Regions from separate parts of the Mus musculus genome. Here region 1 is linked to region 2. The links are chromatin loops, found by intact Hi-C in ENCODE. Cell type or tissue: left cerebral cortex. All regions are shown on one strand. Each heading gives the region's core, and the rest is flanking DNA. Links, peaks and the distances in the headings are about the cores only.

What was found. Peaks named below come from ENCODE experiments on the same cell type or tissue, not always from the same donor. Only the 100,000 strongest peaks of a DNase experiment are listed, where the experiment ranks them.
Region 1: a loop joins it to region 2, with 2.4 times the contacts of the local background. A loop is called at or near these places in 4 of 42 quality-filtered maps.

The regions. Positions count from the first base shown.
Region 1 is chr7:4,900,221-4,903,132 of GRCm38, forward strand. All of the region lies in intron 1 of Gm36210 (predicted gene, 36210), which reads right to left. Among named protein-coding and RNA genes, the nearest start is that of Gm36210, 6.0 kb to the right of the region's middle. In left cerebral cortex, for the core only: a CTCF peak has its summit at 1,183 (motif pointing left); a DNase peak (open chromatin) is centred at 213.
Region 2 is chr7:4,839,698-4,842,609 of GRCm38, forward strand. The region is part of intron 1 of Shisa7 (shisa family member 7); the gene reads right to left. Gm36127 (a long non-coding RNA gene) reads left to right here. Exons shown (of 2, transcript XR_881804.2): 1 at 1-2,299. Among named protein-coding and RNA genes, the nearest start is that of Shisa7, 3.5 kb to the right of the region's middle. In left cerebral cortex, for the core only: a CTCF peak has its summit at 1,440 (motif pointing right); DNase peaks (open chromatin) are centred at 2,197 and 2,537; H3K4me3 peaks cover 882 bases; H3K27ac peaks cover 1,026 bases.

The DNA.
Region 1 (2,912 bases), core at 113-2,612, 60 kb after region 2:
CACACCACACGTGACAGCTTTATGTGAGTTTCTGGTTTGTTTTTTTTTGTTTTGTTTTGTTTTGTTTTGTTTTTTTAATGTCTATGTATTTGTGTGAGTGTATCTGGATGACTGTGGAGGCCAGAGGAGGGATATAGACAGTTGTGAGCCACCGGGCATGTGTGCTGAGAACTGATCTCTGATTCGTTGGAAGAGCAGCAAGTTATTTTTAACTACTGAGCTATCTCTTCAGCCCTGTTCCTGGTATTTTACTCAGTAAGTCAGGCTTGGTTGCAAGTCCCTTCACTTGCTGAGCCATCTAGCTGTCCCATAGCTGCTAATCTGTATATATGTATATTTCTGTGGGAGTGAGCGTGGGTCGAGACCAGGAAACTTGAAAAGGCACAAGGTGGGAGCAATGAAGCTCCAAGGGCGGAAGACGCAGATGCAGGGGGTAGTAGAACGCCTGTGATGCAGCGGGGGAAGAGGAAGACTATGGGCGGAAGGCAAGTGAGGGTAGCGAAGGGGGAAAGGGGGGGACGGGGGGGGGAGACAAGGTGGGTGGGATCTATGTGTGTAGATTGGGTTGATCCCACCCACCTTGGGTTGATCCGAGAATTTCTGGACCTGCCAGCGGTTAAATAATGGCACAGACACTTATTAATATCTACAAGAACTTAGGCCTTTAGCTTGGGCTACCTCCCAGCTAGCTCATCTAATTGAATCTTAGCCACCACCCGCGTGGCTAGTTCTTTAAATCTCTCAGTCATCCGATTACCCGCTGGCAAATCTCTTGTCTTCTCCCAGAGACCACTCTCTCTGCCTGGAAGTCCCGTCCCGTCCCGTCCCCCCACCCCACCCCCACCCCGCTTCAGCTATTGGCCGTCAGCACTTTACTAAACCAATCAACAGGCCAGGGAGAGAAGGATGTTGACAAAATACTGAGGCAGGTAATGATCCAGATTAACAGTACCCAAATCCAGCCAGCACTCAGCTCTCTGATGGTACAGCAATCAACGTCAGACTGCACACAGCGTATCCCAACTGTGTGTGAAAATGCCAGAGGTGGGGCTGGAGAGATGGCTCAGTGGTTAACAGCACAGGCTGCTCTTGTAGAGGGCCCAGATTCCATTCACAGCAAGCACTGGGAGGTTTACAAGCATCTGTAGCTCCAGTGCCAATGGACCTGGCGCCCTCTTCTGGTCTCTGGGGGCACTGCACCCATGTGGTGCACAGACCCGCATACAGGCAGGCAGGCAGGCAAAAACATTCACATAAAATAAATAAATCTTTAGAAAAGGTAAGAAAATCCCATAAGGACAGCCGGGCGTGGTGGCGCACGCCTTTAATCCCAGCACTCAGGAGGCAGAGGCAGGCGGATTTCTGAGTTCGAGGCCAGCCTGGTCTACAGAGTGAGTTCCAGGACAGCCAGGGCTACACAGAGAAACCCTGTCTCAAAAAACAAAAACAAAAACAAAAAACAAAAAAGAAAGAAAATCCCATAAGGAAACCAGGTACTTTGTATACTAATTTCTGAAATTGAAATTTTAAAGCGTGGGAAAAGCCAAACCTGTGATTAAGTCTACACATAATCGACAAGAATGCAGGAGAATTAGAGGCAAGTTGTCTCAGGCTAGCTTTATATCCCTTAATGGCCGTTCATGGCAGGTGCAACAGCACACAGCTGTAGTCCCAGCACTTGAAAATGGATTTCAATGCCATCCTTGGCCACATACTGGATTTGAAGACAGCTGGACTATATGAGATTCCATGTCAGTAAAGATTCCAGAGTCAGAACAAGAAAGAGAGGGACACAGAGAGAGAGGGAGACAGAGAGAGAGACAGAGAGAGAGAGAGAGAGAGAGAGACAGAGAGAGAGAGAGAGAGAGAGAATACTAAATTATAATCCAAAATCAGCTGGGCACGAAGCTACACATATATAATGTCAATTCTCTTGGAGGCTGAAGCAGGAAGATTGGTGGGTGGTTGATACCAATCTGGCTGACATAGTGAGTACCAGGACATAGAAATACTTTATCATGGGGACTGGAGAGATGCCTCAGAGGTTAAGAGCACTGACTGCTCTTCCAGAGGTCCTGAGTTCAATCCCCAGCAACCACATGATGGCTCACAACCATCTGTAATAGGATCCCATCCCATGCCCTCTTCTGGTGTGTCTGAAGACAGCAACCGTGTAGTGTACTCATCATATATTTTACATAACAGCAAGATTTGCCATTTTCTGTTTGTTTTGAGATAGTGTCTTGTGTATAGCCCAGGTTAGACGTGAAGTCCTTGTGTAGCAGAGGAGGACCTTGAGTTCCCGATCCTCTTGGCTCATTGAGCTGACATGAAGTACACCCGTAATTCCAGGAGGTCGAAGCAGTTGGATCAGGAGTTCAAGGTCATTCTTTGTCATACAATTGTGTTTGAGGCCTGCCTGGAACACACGAACCCTTTGTTTTTAGCGAGAGAAAACGAGTTCAGTGAACTCAATGGCACTTGGGCTCTCCCAGATCTTTTATTTTTGAGCTCCCCATCTTTGTGCCCCCACCCGCTGGGCGCTATAATTACAGGCTGGTACCACCTTGCTTGCATTTATACAATGAAGATGAAATCTGTACTGCATTCACGCTGCTCCAAGGTTGGTGCAAAAGAGTTTCTGCTTAGTATTATTTCAACTTGAGGTTTGATATTGGAATACATTGTTAATAAATGTTGATATGTTAAAACATCATTTCAACTCAGATTTCTCACTTTACGTTGCTTTGCTGATTTATTATTTGTAGCTCGTGTAATTTATTATTTGTAACTCTTGTACTATGGAAATGGCAATGAATAAACAATAAACATCACTGATTTTTTGTTTTTGATTTTTAAAAATTTGTTTGTTTTGTCTTTTTTTGAGACAGGGTTTCTCTGTGTAGCCCTGG
Region 2 (2,912 bases), core at 198-2,697:
GTAGTCAATCCCACGCGGACAGAAATCCTATTTATTACTTATATCTTGTAGCTGGAGGGAAGAACATAAAAGTGAGCAGGCAAGATGGCTCAGTGGGTAAGGGTGCTTGCTCTACTGGATTCCCTGGGTTCCAGATGGTAGATGGTGGAAAACTGATTCCCCAAAGTTGTCTTCTCAGGTTTGTATGTGAACCATGGCACAGGTATGTGCACACACACACAAATGTAGCAGAATTTTAGCAGAGCCATTGTATCTGGCGTTAACTCAGAGCAATGGCACCCAGGCTCTGAAGTAACCTTTTGCAAACAGTCAGTGGTTGTTATCCTAGACTTGTTTCTTTGAAGGAGTCTCAGAGCCTTTGCACAACTTAGTCCAGAGACATATCGTGCAAACCTGGAAGTCTCTTATGGCTGAGAAAGCTTAGATAATGGTCCCAACAGCACCTAGATGAGTGAGAGGTTTTGGCATGCAGAAACTGACTTGCTCAAGGTGCCCTTTGTGTAACAAGAAAGAGGTTCTGCCAAGTGCTTCAGACTTTGGTCCCTGAAAAGCTGATCCCCCTGCAGCTAAGAAGCCTAAACTCATCCTGCCCCATCTCTCTTTCTTTAATCAGTCAGCCTGAGTAACACACACATCAACACGCACACATGGATTTAAAATAGAAGAGTGTTCTGGACCTAGATAGAGATCATCACAGAACATAGGGAAGATGCCAGACATTAACACTGCTAAATGTAAATTTTATCTCTGTTTTATCAGAATTTTTAAATTTTTACTTTTGAGACATTGTCTCACTCTCTGAAGCCTTGGCTGGCCTGGAACTTATTCTGTAGTCCAGCTTGGCTTGAACTCAGAGATCTGTCTGCCTCTGCATCCTAAGCACTGAGTTTAAAGGTGTGGGCCACCAAATCCAACCATGCTTTACAAGTCTTTTTCAAATGGAAGCAGGCACTGTGGCTCCCACTTCATATCGTAGCACTTGGGCGGCAGAGGCAGGAGGGGCAAGAATTTAGAGTCATTCTTAGCTACATAGCCAGTGCAAGCTTAATCCTGGCTACACGAGGCCCTGTCTTTAAAACAAAACAAAACAAAACAAAACAAAACAAAACAAAACATCAAACAAATATGGGCAGATGACATCCACAGCTTCCCTGTTCAGACCATGCCTTAGCTTCTTGCCTCACTTAAGCCAATCTTTGCTCTGCCTGGAATGCCTTTGAATGGCCACCCCTTCTTTCCTTTTCCTCGAGGCCAATGGTTTTCAACCTTCCCAATGCTTCGACACTTTAAAAAGTTCCTCATGTTGTGGTGGCCCATCCCCCAACAGTAAAATTATTTCTTTTGCTATTTTTTAAATAAAGTGATGGTTTTTTTTATAAACGAATTATTTATTTTATGCATGTGAGTACATGGTAGCTGTCTTCAGACACACCAGAAGAGGGCGTCAGATCCCATTACAGATGGTTGAGAGCTACCATGTGGTTGCTGGGAATTGAACTCAAGACCTCTGGAAGAACAGTCAGTGCTCTTAACCACTGAGCCATCTCTCCAGCCCTCTTTTGCTATTTTTTTAAAAAAAGGATGTATGTATATATGTATGTATGTATGTATGTATGTATGTATGTATGTATGTATGCATGTATGTTCATACGTATGTATGTCTGAAGGCCAGAAGAGGCATCAGAGCTCATTATAAATGGCTGTGAACCTCCATGTGGTTGCTGGGAGTTGAACTCAGAAGAGTAGCCAGTGCTCTTAACCTCTGAGCCATCTTTCCAGTCCTTCTTCTTCTCTGTAATGTTGTAAAGATGTCTGTGCTTTGTGGGTATCTTAGGCGACCCACAAAGGGCTTGAGAGCCACAGGTTGAGAACCACTGCTCTAGACCTTTCTGGGGTCACGCCCAAGAGCTCTCTCCTTTCTTCCCTTAGCAATTGCTGCTGCCTTGTTTGGCAGATCTCAGCTAAGCAGTCCTCCACCCCTTCCTTCAGCACCGCTCTCCTATTATCTCCGCAAGCCACAAAGCAGCCCCTGACCTGTTGGGGTTCTGCCCTGCTAGATTTCTTCTGAAGCTCTTGTGTGTTTGTCACAGGATGCACACACGGCCTTGCTGTGTGCCTCTCAATGCTTAGACTAGAACTAGAATGTCCATGGAGGCGGATGATTTGAGCTACATCTTTGCTGCCTCTCCACAGCCCTCAGACCGGAGCGTGATGCATGTAAATGCTCAGGAAGACATCTACATCTTGCAAAAGGGTGAAGCAACTATGGGAAGTGGATACTCACATACCCAGCCCTCAGGTGAGAACAAAGCTCTAAGGGGTCTTATTGCCCTTCAGTGACCAGACTTGTGCTAGGCTGTGAACCTAGTCTAGATGGCTTTCTCCCACACACAGACAAGGGAGGTGAGACACCTAGAGACCCAGGTTTTCTGAGGGTAGCAGACGCAGCTATAGAGATCCCTTCATTCTTTGAGTACTGACAAGTACAATGGCAATCTGGCTGGAAGAATGAAGCCATCTGTGCTGATGGGGCGGAAGGCAGCTGTCTCCCTTGCTCAAAGGCTGTGAGTTGACAGAGGACAACCAGATGCAGCACCCAGTGCAGACACTGGAGACAAGGGGACCAGTTCTCTATTTTTCTCACACAGGACTGCTCAGACTCACAACAGCACTGATACTTGACACAGACCACAGAGCAGCTAAACTGCAGCCTCAAAGCAAGGGCACTCGGTGTCAGTCTGGTGATGCGCCTATACACCCTTCGAGAACATATGTGTGAGTGCGTGTGTGCGCGCACATACACATAATCACTCCACACGGACATATAAACATTTGTACATATTTTAACCATCAGTGTTCAAGGCTCATATGTTAAGGCATACCACAAACATTACATCTCTATACCAGCTCCC